Linked DNA regions of Mus musculus: region 2 is linked to region 1. A link is a contact called in ENCODE POLR2A ChIA-PET data. All regions are on one chromosome and are shown on one strand. The core of a region is the stretch at or near the end of the contact, and the rest is flanking DNA. Distances in the headings are between cores, read along the strand shown. Region 1 holds the start of Cpsf1 (cleavage and polyadenylation specific factor 1). Region 2 overlaps Lrrc14 (leucine rich repeat containing 14).

The links. ChIA-PET counts read pairs that join two places held with the same protein, here RNA polymerase II (POLR2A).
Region 2: POLR2A ChIA-PET joins it to region 1 with 11 read pairs in embryonic stem cell. The contact joins the enhancer-like site here to the promoter of Cpsf1 in region 1. POLR2A ChIA-PET finds 5 or more read pairs at or near these places in 4 of 5 experiments (Patski and embryonic stem cell).

The regions. Positions count from the first base shown.
Region 1 is chr15:76,605,231-76,611,470 of GRCm38, forward strand. Cpsf1 (cleavage and polyadenylation specific factor 1) reads right to left here and starts at 2,361. Exons shown (of 37, transcript NM_053193.2): 1 at 2,105-2,361. The coding sequence starts at 2,248.
Region 2 is chr15:76,712,959-76,718,867 of GRCm38, forward strand. It overlaps Lrrc14 (leucine rich repeat containing 14), which reads left to right. Exons shown (of 4, transcript NM_001358891.1): 2 at 1-262; 3 at 443-1,027; 4 at 1,122-2,133. The coding sequence ends at 1,689. Lrrc24 (leucine rich repeat containing 24) reads right to left here. Exons shown (of 6, transcript NM_198119.2): 3 at 5,694-5,909; 4 at 5,264-5,542; 5 at 4,965-5,133; 6 at 2,318-3,348. The coding sequence starts at 5,876. The coding sequence ends at 2,414. Among named protein-coding and RNA genes, the nearest start is that of Lrrc14, 5.3 kb to the left of the region's middle. Within about 2 kb of position 2,402, at least 3 of the 3 ENCODE cell types and tissues checked have a DNase peak (open chromatin) inside an H3K27ac peak, as active enhancers do.

The DNA of each region.
Region 1 (6,240 bases), core at 1,111-3,610:
TCCACTCCAAGCTAGGCAGTGGTGGTGCACGCCTTTAATCACAGTACTTGGGAGGCAGAGGCAGGAGGATTTCTGAGTTTGAGGCCAGCCTGTTCTACAGAGTGAGTTCCAGGACAGCCAGGGCTACACAGAGAAACCCTGTCTTGAAAAAAACAAAAACCAAACAAACGAAAAAAACAACAAAAAAACTCCACTCGAGGTGATCCAACACCCTCACACAGACAAATACATGCAGGCAAAACACCAATGCACATAAAATAGTCACTTCAAAGAATAAACAAAGAACAGAGACTAGAATGATGACTCAGAGGTTAAATAAAGAACACTCATCTAAAGGATGGAGATTCGGTTCCCAGCACCCATGTGGCAGCTTACAACCATCTGTAAACATGACCACAAGTACTTCAGATACTCATAGACACAAAAATAATCTAACAAGTAAAATTGAAAACAAATCTTTAAAATTCTTGCTTTCTACCAGTCACAGCTCCAATTCTTTGCTGCTCTCTGGACAGGTCTTCTTCCAACCAGCTATCTGATCCTCTGCTACCAATTCTCCACAGGACTCAACCATCCCCAATGCCTCTGTCCCTGCACCACTTTGTCACAGTCATTTAAGACTCAAGAGTAGAGCCACAGGGCCCACTTCCAAAATGTTATCCTCCCAGCCACATTTCTCCCAACTCTTAGGTGACTGTCTGCTCCTGTCACCTCACTTCTATACCCCCAACAGCCATCTCCACCTCAGGGAATAGTGACAGCATCCCTGTAACTGCTAAGACCAAATCCAGACCTGTTGCCCAGAACAGTGACAGATTCTTGGCATTACCTTGAGCTCCTTTCAAACTCCACCTCTATCAATCCTGAACTGTCATAGCTGCACTGGTCCAGGCCACCATCTTGCCTAATGGCTACAGCCACTTCTTGACCATCTTTCTTGGACCTCTCTCCAACATAAGTTGGGTAAGATTATTTCATTGCCAAAACTTCCTGCTTGGAGAGTGTGTTGTGGAGGCCCTGCCCTGTTACTTCTTACCCGTTCTTTCCCTTCCTTCCTCCTTCCCTTAGCCTCTACCACAAAAACTTAACTTTCCTTGAAACCCCTTTGCCTAACTCCCACATACTTCCCCCACACTTCCTTGTCTATTTAAAACACATCTTCTATGAAGGTGAGATTTCCCTGTCCAGTTCTGCCACCCCAGTAAACTGCATGTTGGCAGTAATGCACAGCCATCAAAAGCACTTGTTGCTCTTACAGAGGACCCACTTGATGGCACAACTATCCATAATGCTGACCTCCATGGACACCAAGAATGCATATGGTGTACATACATATATACAAGCAAACACAAATGAATATGAATAAGTCTAATTTTTTAAAAAAAGCATCTGCCTTCTTGGCTTTTTTGCTTTGTTTTTAGACAAGAGGTTCACTATGTAGCCCTAGATGGCTTGGAAATAGTTTAAACTGGAACACCCAGAAATCTGTCTGCTTCCACCTGGGATTAATGGATCGAACTGGGATTAAAGAGCCACGGAAATTGCCTTTTTTTTGGGGGGAGGGGGGGAGGGCTTCCTGAACCGCTTGCTGTCTCTCTAGCAACCAAAACACCCCCGTTATCAATGTACTGATGAATTCATTCCACATTACTACATCTACTGACAATAGTCTGTCCCCGAGAAACATCCAGCCTTGCTCCTTTAGGAAGAAACGTTCTTCCACAACAAATCTGCTCAATCTCAGAAAGAGCTCTGGTTGTTTTGTACAGAAACACCCAGTCTCCTTCATTGGGTCTTACTCCTAGAGAGACACTGTGGCCGTCTGTGTGTGGCAGTATTGACTTCCTAAAGAATCATCGCCCTCAAGGGTTCACTGGCTTGTCTTTGCTGCTAAGCTCGTGGAAGGTGTGCAACAATCTCCTGAAAATCGATCTCCAAAGAACAAGCAGTAGACCGCGGGCAGAGGTGTCCGGGCAGGGTAGGATGAGGCCAAACAACGAGGCAGCGATGAACTGGCTCTGGGGCCCAAAGACCCTTGGCAAACCTCAGCTCCTGCACTGGGGAACCTGCCGAATGACTGCGGCACTGCCTCGACACGGCCTACCTCGGCGTCGCGGTTCAGGCGGTACACATAGAGCTGCGAGGTGCCGGCCACCACGAGGTTGCGCTCACTGTTGTTGAAGAAGTTGCAGTACATGGTAAACTCCAGCCCGGTGGGCGGGTGCGCCTGCTTGTACACCGCGTACATGTCGCCGCCACTGTCACGCCGGAGCCGCCGACTCGGGGGACAGGGACGGCAGCGGACTCGGTCCGGCCGCGCGCGCCAACCCAGCCACCGGGTTCCGAAGTACTGCGCCTGCGCTTCCTGCCCGGACCGCCTTCTAAGAGGACCAGGTGGTTGAGAAGCAGGGTTCCGGGCCGCTTCGCATCTGCGCCTGCGCGCCGTGGCTGCGAGCGAAGAGCGGCCCCTAGTGGCCTAGCTTGATAAGAACTGACGAGCAAGCGTGGTGGCACATGCCTTTTATCCCAGCACTTGAGAGAGGCAGGCATATTTCTGAGTTCAAGGCCAGCCTGGTCTACAGAGTGAGTTCCAGGACAGCCAGGGCTACACAGAGAAACCCCGTCTCGAAAAAAAAAAACAAGAAAGAAAGAAAGAAAAAAAAAAAGGACTGATGAGCCTCGTCACAGAGCTGGAGGGTGCTGGACCTCTGCTTCCTTCTGTTCTGTACCCTTCAAGACTTGCCTCATTAGCTAAATCCCAGAAAATAAAACAAGGGTATATAGGCTTGGAAAAGGATACAGAAACATGCAATATCGCCACCCCACTCTGTAGATGAGGTGATGTGGTAGATCACCCCTGTATCACACTAAAGATCTCTTTTTAATTGACTCTAGCTGCATATGTATCAAAAGGTGGCCTAGTTGGCCATCACTGCAAAGAGAGGCCCATTGGACTTGCAAACTTTATATGCCCCAGTACAGGGGAACCCCAGGGCCAAAACGGGAGAGTGGGTGGGTAGTGGATTGGGGGGGTGGGTATGGCGGACTTTTGGGATAGCATTGAAAATGTAAACGAGGAAAATACCTAATAAAAATAAAATAAAATTTAAAAAAAAAGATCTCTTTTAAAAAGTATTTTGTTGGCTGGGCAGTGGTGGTGTAAGCCTTTAATCCCAACACTTGGGAGGCAGAGGCAGAGGCAGGCAGATTTCTGAGTTTGAGGCCAGCCTGGTCTACAAAGTGAGTTCCAGGACAGCCATGGTTATACAGAGAAAACTTTTCTTAAAAAAAAACAAAAACAAAAACAAAAAACAAAAACAAGCAAGCAAAAGAAATTATTTTTTTTTCTTTTTCTTGATTTTTGAGATGAGGTCTCAACTACATAGCCCTGGCTGTCCTGAAACTCTGTAGACCCAACTAGCCTCGAATTCAGAGTCTACCTCCCAAGCCCTGGGACGAAAGCTGCCCAGACATGCTGGCACATATATACATAATTTTTTAAATATTTATTTTATGTATATGATACACTATAGCTGTACAGATAGTTGTGAACCATCATGTGGTTGCTGGGAATTGAACCCAGAACCTCTGCTTACTCCAGCCCCAGAGATTTACTTATTATTATATGTAAGTACTCTGTAGCTGTCTTCAGACGCACCAGAAGATGGAGTCAGACCTCATTACGGATGGTTGTGAGCCACCACCTGGTCGCTGGGATTTGAATGCACGATCTTCAGAAGAGCAGCCAGTGCTCTTAACTGCTGAGTAATGTCTCACCAGTCCTACATAATTTTTAAAATAAAAATCTTTCTGGGCTACACAGAGAAATCCTGTCTCAAAAAAAAAAATCTTGAAAAACAATACTCTTAAAATCTGTGACATCGGGCTGGTGAGATGGCTCAGTGGGTAAGAGCATCTGACTGCTCTTCCAAAGGTCCGGAGTTCAAATCCCAGCAACCACATGGTAGCTCACAACCATCCACAACCATCTGTAACGAGATCTGACTCCCTCTTCTGGAGTGTCTGAAGACAGCTACAGTGTACTTACATATAATAAATAAATAAATAAATCTTAAAAAAAAAAAATCTGTGACATCAAACAAACAAAAAAGCCGGGCATGGTGGTGCATGCCTTTGATCCCAGCACTTGGGAGGCAGAGGCAGGCAGATTTCTGAGTTCAAGGCCAGCCTGGTCTACAAAGTGAGTTCCAGGACAGCCAGAGCTATACAGAGAAACCCTGTCTTGAAAAATACCATAAATAAATAAATAAATAAATAAATAAATAGACCTGTGACATCATACGTCACATGTAAACCCCCAGCACTCTCAAGGACTATGCACATTTGAGGCCAGTCTGGTGACCCAGTGAGACTCTGAGTTATGAAGAAATTGATCAACATTCCTCCTGGAGACAGGTTCTTAAGACTCCAGAAGTAGGGCTGGAGAGATGGCTCAGTGGTTAAGAGCACTGACTGCTCTTCTGAAGGTCCTGAGTTCAAATCCCAGCAACCACATGGTGGCTCACAACCACCCATAATGAGATCTGAACCCCTCTTCGGGTGTGTCTGAAGACAGCTACAGTGTACTTACATATAATAAATAAATAAATTAAAAAAAAAAAAAGACTCCAGAAGTAAACAGTAGAAGGTTCAAGAATTCCCGAAACTACCAGAGGGAGCTCTTAACACCTGCAGCTCTGGGGTGAGAGTGGTCATACAGGCAGGGAGAGCTTTGTGTGGTTGGTTTGTTTGTTTGTTTGGTTGGTTGGTTGTTTTTTTTTCCCCAGACATATCTCAGTTAGCCTAGACTGTGCTGGCTACAGGGACTGGCCTGGAACTCAGAGATCTGCCTGCCTGAAGTCCTATAGAATTATTTATTTATTTTCTGTATACAAGTACACTGTAGCTGCCCTCAGACACACCAGAAGAGGCATCAGATCCAATTATAGATGTTTTATGAGCCACCATGTGGTTGCAGGGGATTGAACTCAGGGCCTCTGGAAGAACAGTCTGTGCTCTTAACAGCTGAGCCATCTCTCCAGCTCCTGGGTGAGCTTTGTGATAATGCCGCTGCTTTTGAATCATTCTCCTGTAATATAACTCTTTACCTCTTCTGCTGTAAGTAGACCCAATAAACTCATTAAATAATAATAATTTATTAATAATAAACTCATTAAATTACGTAGTAGTAGTTTGCCAAGTTGGACTTTTGTGAAGTCATTTCTTTGCTTTGTTGTAGTGATCTCTCTGGGGTAAAGAGCCGTGCCCTTCCCCAGGGCTTATAATACAGAGGCAAGCAGATCTCTGGAAGTACAAAGCTCTGGCTGGTTTGGTTGAGTTCCAAGCTAATCAAAAATATATAATGATAGCTGGGTGGTGGTGGTACACACCTTTACTCCCAGCACTGGAATACAGAGGCAGTCTGATCTGAGTTCAAGTCTGCCTGCTCCAGGACAATCAGGGGTACGAGGAGAACCCCCATCTAAAAACAAACACACAAACAAACAAACAAATCCCCCCCCAACTAAACAAACTAATTGAAGCCAGCTGCTGGTGGAGTTCGGTTGGGAGTCAGCTTTGCTTTACCTGGCTACAGAGCTCCCAGACCCTAGAATCTTCCTTCCTGCTCGTGGCTGCTCTGCCCTAGCGATCAGGGGAGCTAGAACACCCTAGGCTTAGGCTCAGCAGACTTTACTCTTCTAGAGGATGATGCTGACAGACTGTCTCAGAAGCTGGAAGAAGATGAGGAGCTTCAGGGCTGTGTGGACCAGCGGAAGGCAAACAAGATGAGGACAGCCTGCCCTCCCCTTCCCGTTGCCCAGCAACTCTGGTCGGTGGTAGTCCATTCCTTTAACCCAATATTGGGGAAGCAGAGGCAGGTGCATCTCATGAGTTCAAGCCTGGTCTATATAGTTCCAGAACAGCAGGAGTTACACAGAGAAACCCTGTCTAGAGAAGCCAACCAAAGAAACAAAACAGAGTAAGACATACATCTCAAAATGTAAACAGAGACAACAAACATTGCAAATAAAGCAACCACTTGGTAAATTCAACGTCCTATCTCTCAACATAGCTCCAGCTACCCTGAAAAATTTTATTTTTAAATTTTTATTTATTTTGACACAGACTCATGCTATGTAGCTTCAACTGGCTTGGAACTCATGTTATAAAGCATGCAGGCCTGAATTGGCAGAAATCCACCTGCCTCTATCCTTCCTGAGTGCTGGTATTACAGGCATG
Region 2 (5,909 bases), core at 1,152-3,651, 110 kb after region 1:
TGCCCCTGCTGCCCCGGGAACTCTTCCCTCTGCTCTTCAAGGTGGCCTTCATGGACAAAAAGACGCTTGTGCTGCGTGAGCTGGTGCACACGTGGCCCTTTCCCCTGCTCAGCTTCCAGCAGCTGCTGCAGGAGTGTGCCCACTGCAGTCGAGCCCTGCTGCAGGAGCGGCTCAGCACAGAAAGCATGCAGGCTGTGATCCTGGGGCTGACAGCTCGGATTCACACTCAAGAAACAGAGGCTGGCACGCAGCCCTTGTGCAGGTATGCATTTATCTAGGGGGCCCATAGGCTAGGGGTACAAGGAAGATCCCCTGAGTTGTGGTTCTGAGATCAGAAAGAGCTCCCTCCATATGGGGATATCTGTTGCTTCTGTACAAAGTAGCTGGGAGGGATGCTGGCCTTTCTCCTTCACTCCCTCCCTCTGCCCATCCCTGCTCCCAGGAAGCATGCATTGCGGGTTCTGGACATGACGGGTCTCCTGGATGATGGTGTGGAGCAGGATCCTGAAACCATGAGCATGTGGGACTGTACAGCCGCTGTAGCCAGAACGTGCATTGCCCAGCAGCAGGGTGGGACTGCCGAGCCAGGGCTGTCACCAGTCCCCGTGGAAATCCGAGTAGACCTTCGGGTAAACCGGGCCTCGTACACATTCCTTCGTGAGGCCCTCCAAAGCAGTGTGGCCAGCCCGCTGCGGCTGTGCTGCCGGGACCTGCGGGCTGAGGATCTACCCATGCGTAACACTGTGGCCCTGCTACAGCTTTTAGATGCAGGCTGTCTGCGCCGGATAGACCTGCGCTTCAATAACCTGGGCTTGCGTGGCCTGTCTGTCATTATCCCACATGTGGCCCGCTTTCAGCACTTAGCTAGCCTGAGGCTGCACTACGTGCATGGGGACTCAAGACAGCCTTCCGTGGACGGGGAGGACAACTTTCGCTACTTTCTGGCCCAGATGGGCCGGTTTATGTGTCTTCGGGAGCTCAGCATGGGGTCTTCTCTCCTTTCAGGCAGGCTGGATCAACTGCTCAGGTGAGTGGGCTCTCCCGCTGCTCTCCCTCTTTTATGTGAGGCCATTCTTGGCCTACCTGCCCGTGACCCTTGTGTAACCTCTTTGTCCCTGCAGCACCCTGCAGAGGCCCCTGGAAAGCCTAGAACTGGCCTTCTGTGCGCTCTTGCCTGAGGACCTACGCTTCCTGGCTCAGAGTTCTCATGCTGCCCATCTCAAAAAGTTGGATTTGAGTGGCAACGACCTGTCAGGCAACCAGTTGACACCCTTCCAGGGTCTGCTGCAGGCAGTAGCCACCACACTGCTGCATCTTGAGCTGACTGAGTGCCAGCTTGCTGATGCCCAGCTGTTGGCTACCCTGCCCACCCTCACTCGATGTGCCAGTCTCCGCTACCTTGGTCTCTATGGCAACCCTTTGTCTATGGCAGGACTTAAAGAACTGCTTCGGGACTCTGTGGTACAGGCTGAGCTACGTACCGTGGTACACCCCTTCCCTGTGGACTGCTATGAGGGTCTTCCTTGGCCACCACCTGCCTCTGTCCTTCTGGAAGCCTCCATCAATGAGGAGAAGTTTGCCCGGGTGGAAGCTGAGTTACACCAACTGCTGTTAGCTTCGGGCCGTGCCCATGTGCTCTGGACCACAGACATCTATGGCCGGCTAGCTGCAGACTATTTTAGCCTCTGATCTCCAGGGTCGTAGTGAAGCCTGACACAAAGGCTCTGTCTTAGGTTTTCTGCAGTTTGCCTTTCTCCTGGGTATACCTTGAGTCACTTCTGCTTTCTGCAGTACCCTTCACCTGCTCCCAGTATCTGGCAGCCTGTTGCTATCTCAGGCCTGTGCGCCCCTGTTCTGTTTGATGTACTTGTTGGCTCTGTTGGGTTGTAGTCTCTCTGTAGAAAACGCTTCCTGGACACATCCCATGCCCTAAGCAGGCATGCAGTGCACTGAGGTAGATGTCAGGGTGATCTGCTTCAGGGCATTTTGGGGTCTTACATTGTGTACCCTGCCTGGCACCCTATTACCTGGCTCTGGAGGGTGTGGATAAGGTACAAACGTGTAGTATCTGGAATGTGAATTTATGGGCTTTTTTGATGTGTGTCCTAATTGGATGGGAAAGACTTACCTGCATTTCTAGTGTTGCTTTATCATGACCAATCTGTCACCCAATATACTGCCCCCTAGTCTATAAGTAGGCTATCCCACTATTCTTACTGTCCAGAGCCATGGTGGATCACCAGGGCTGGCAGCTGGAGGAAAACACCTGATCCATGGTCCAACCCCCAGCACCCCACTAGGCCGCCCCAACACACTCAGTGGAGAAGCCTGGCTTCAACTTTACTTTGAGCATGCGCGGAGCTGCACCGACACCTGCCAATCCCCAGTGCCTGCGTCATTAGTACGCGCAAGCTCAGCAATGGATCTCATAGGCCACACGTGTAGGGAGGCGTAGCCCAGACTTGAGCCCATCGGGAGGATTGTGTTCTGGGGCCTCCTCAGGCAGTACCTCTGGGAACAGGGGCTTGGATCGGTCAATGACGAACATCTCGTGTCCATGGTCATCACGGAGCTCCTCGAGCTGTGCAAAGGTGCAAGGCCCATCCGAATAATCGTTGACAAATAGGGTGCCTTCTCCCGACGGCGCAGGCACCTTTTTCCGCCGGCGTCGGCGTCGGCAGATCATAGCTGCCAACAACAGCGCGGTGAGCGCCAGCAGCGCTATGGCTGCTGTGATCGCTGTCTGCGTTGCTAGGCCCAGGGCTCGGAAAGCCATGCTACCTGCCTCATGCTGGGGTTCATGTCCCACAGGGCGTGTAGCTGGGGCTTGCGGGTCAGGTAGCTGCTGTGACTGCTGCCGAGATGCGTTGACCAGTAGATGAAAGGGCACTCGAGCTTTGCCACCTGCATTGGCGGCCTCGCATTCGTACTTGCCTGCGTGAGCCAGTGTGATGTTGGTGAGGAAGAGCATGCCGCTGCCAGTATCTCGGGTGCCGTGCCCGCCCAAGCCTGGCGCCCCACCTTCCAGCTGGGCCTGGGCTTGAGGCTTACCATCGCGAGGCTGGGGCACCTTTCTCCAGACCACCAGGGGCTGTGGGTAGCCTGATGCCTGACAGGCGACCTGCAGGTCCTCCCCCAGATTAGCTGTAAACTCCGGGGGCTCCACGTTCACAGAGGGGGGAATGCAGATGAGGCTACCACCAGATACTTCTAGTAGACTCTGTAGCGCCAGGCGTGGGGGCTCTGCACATGTGATCTTCTTGTCTCTGGAGCTCAGAAGCCGTCGGCCCCCCTCTTTGATCCAAGAGCCCAGCCAGTGAAGGGCACAGTCACAACGCCATGGGTTCTCTGTGTAGGGCAGAATAGAGCCTAGGTAGATGGATCCTACTAATCCAAACAGAAGCCCTTATCTATCTCTTACAGATGCCTATAGGGTTCTAGAACCCTTGTCACCTCTTCCCTCACTCCAACTTCCTAGGAATGTTTGTGATGACAGTTCCTGAAAAGGCGTCAGCTTCTCCTGTCCTGGCTTTGCAAGCCTCTGCATCCCTCAGCCCGGCACTGAAACCCTGTCGTCACATGAGCTCTGTCCAGTTTTGCCTGGCTCCCCCTGATGACAAGTTAGAAGAGCCTCAAATCTCTACACACAGCGTTCTAGGACAACCAGTGCCTCACAGAAAACTCTGTCTTGAAAACCAAAACAAAAAAGAGCTTCAATTCTGTTAAGTTACTCTGCAGAACTTGTACCTTGTTTCCTTAAATAGATGCATAAGCTGTAGCTCCTAACAGTACTCCCTGGTAGTCCCTTATCAAGGCCGAGGTTCTTGTGTGGCCCTCCAAAGTAATGCCCACTGGCTGCCATAGTGAAGCAAGACAGACAAGGGGAAAATATAGGGGCACAGGAAGGGAGGCAAGTCCCCATAGAATCTGGCTGAAGCCTCTCACCAAGTGACATCAACATTAACTTTGAAGATTGCCAACATAACAATACTCCTTTTACATTTAGAAGAATATTAAAACAGCAGTGAACTCTAGGAAAGGCCTCGGCATGTATCTGTGGTCCTCAAGGATGAGCTTGCTCTTTTTGTAGGTAGTAACGAGACTAAACTTTTGTTTACAGTACGGGCACGTTCCCTGGCAACCCCTGTTACTTGGGAGCATGCACTATCTTCTGTATCCCTACCCAATGTGCAGGACCCACGCTATAAATGATTCCACTGAAGCTTTTCTTTGTTTTGTTTTCAAGACAGGATTTCTCTGTGTAGCCCTGGCTGTCCTGGAACTCAATTTTTATAGACCAGGCTGGTCTCAAACTCAGAAATCCTTCTGCTTCAGTCTCCCAATTACTGGGACTAAAGGCTTGTGCTACCATGTCTGGCTCTTATAGGTTCTTTAATAGTCCTTTGAGGTGTAATTTCTGAAGCCATCAAACTCAGTATACATGGCTATCATAAAGGCACTTAATTGACCGGGCAGTGGTGGCACACACCTTTAGTGGGAGGCAGAGGCAGGTGGATTTCTGAGTTCAAGACCAACCTGGTCTACAGAGTGAGTTCCAGGACAGCCAGGACTGTGCAGAGAAACCCTGTCTTGAAAAACCAAAAAAAAGAAAAAAAAAAAGCACTTATTTTGTAAAACCCACATGGCTCATTGGTGTGTTTTCATACCACGGCACCTGTCCTTACCCTCATGTTTCAAAGCTATCTTAACGTCCCTTTTAATAAATCCAAACTCTGTTAAATCTTGGTTATTCTGGAATCATTTTCTGCAGTAAGGTAGAACCTGGCTCAACCTGAGTCAGGGACTGTAAAAAATTAAGGGAACTCCCCAGGTTGATGTAGCCACAGTGTGGATCTGCCTCTGTTCCTACCACGGCTGACAATAGGAACCCACTGTGTACCTAAGCCTGCTTCTGCCTGCTGGGCCAGCTTTGGACTAGGAGACCCATACCAAAGAAGAGTTACCTGTGAGGCGTAGCACTTGTAGGCTGCTCAGAGGCTGCAGGGCCTCCTTGCTGATGGTGCCCAGTTGGTTCCTGCTGAGGTCCAGTAGGGCTAAGGAGGAAAGCCCAGCCAGGGCCTGGTCCTCCAGTAATTCAATGCTGTTTTCTTGAAGATGAAGTTCCTGTAGTCGCTGAAGTACCGACAAGAAATCATCAGGGAAAAGGACTAGTCAAGGTTGACTCTCCCTCCTAACCTCTCCTAGCAGCAGGGCAGTTGGGATATCGCAGCAAGATACAGAAGTGTTGGCGTTTGTAGCTTACCGGCAGGTGCAAGAAGGTGAAATCCAGCAGCTTTGCCAGCTGGTTTCCAGCCAGGTAAAGCACACGAAGCTGGACCAAGCCCACAAATGCGCCGCCACGCAATCCCCGAAGCCGGTTGCCAGTGAGCGCCAGTTCAAGCAGGCGAGGCTGTGCGCGGAAGGCACCGGACTCCAGCGCACGCAGGGTATTGTTGTGCAGGTAGAGGTGGCGCAGGGCAGCAAGAGGTGCCAGGGAGCCTTGCTCCAGGTGCGCGATGCTGTTGTCTTGCAGGAACAGTGTCTGAAGGTTGTGGGGACGAAAAGATTACTTCATTGTGGGGGCATGTCCCAGTGACCTTCCATTACATCTCTTACATTCACACACTCTATTCCGACGGGCACTGTAGCCCACTACTCCGATCCAAGTCCCTCCAGTCCCACACAGTGCCCACCTGCGTCCCCGGAGGGATTCCCGGTGGGACCACGCGCAACCGTAGAGCGCCACACTCCACTGTGGCGCTGTAGCAGCGGCAGGCGGCGGGACAGCCAGTGGCGCGGGGTGGGAGTCCAGGCAGCAGCGGCAGCAACAATAACCCCAGCAGTAGCAGCAGCAGCGTGGGGGCCCTTAGGGCCATTTCCGAAGAGCCCCACCAGGAAGCTGTGGCTTC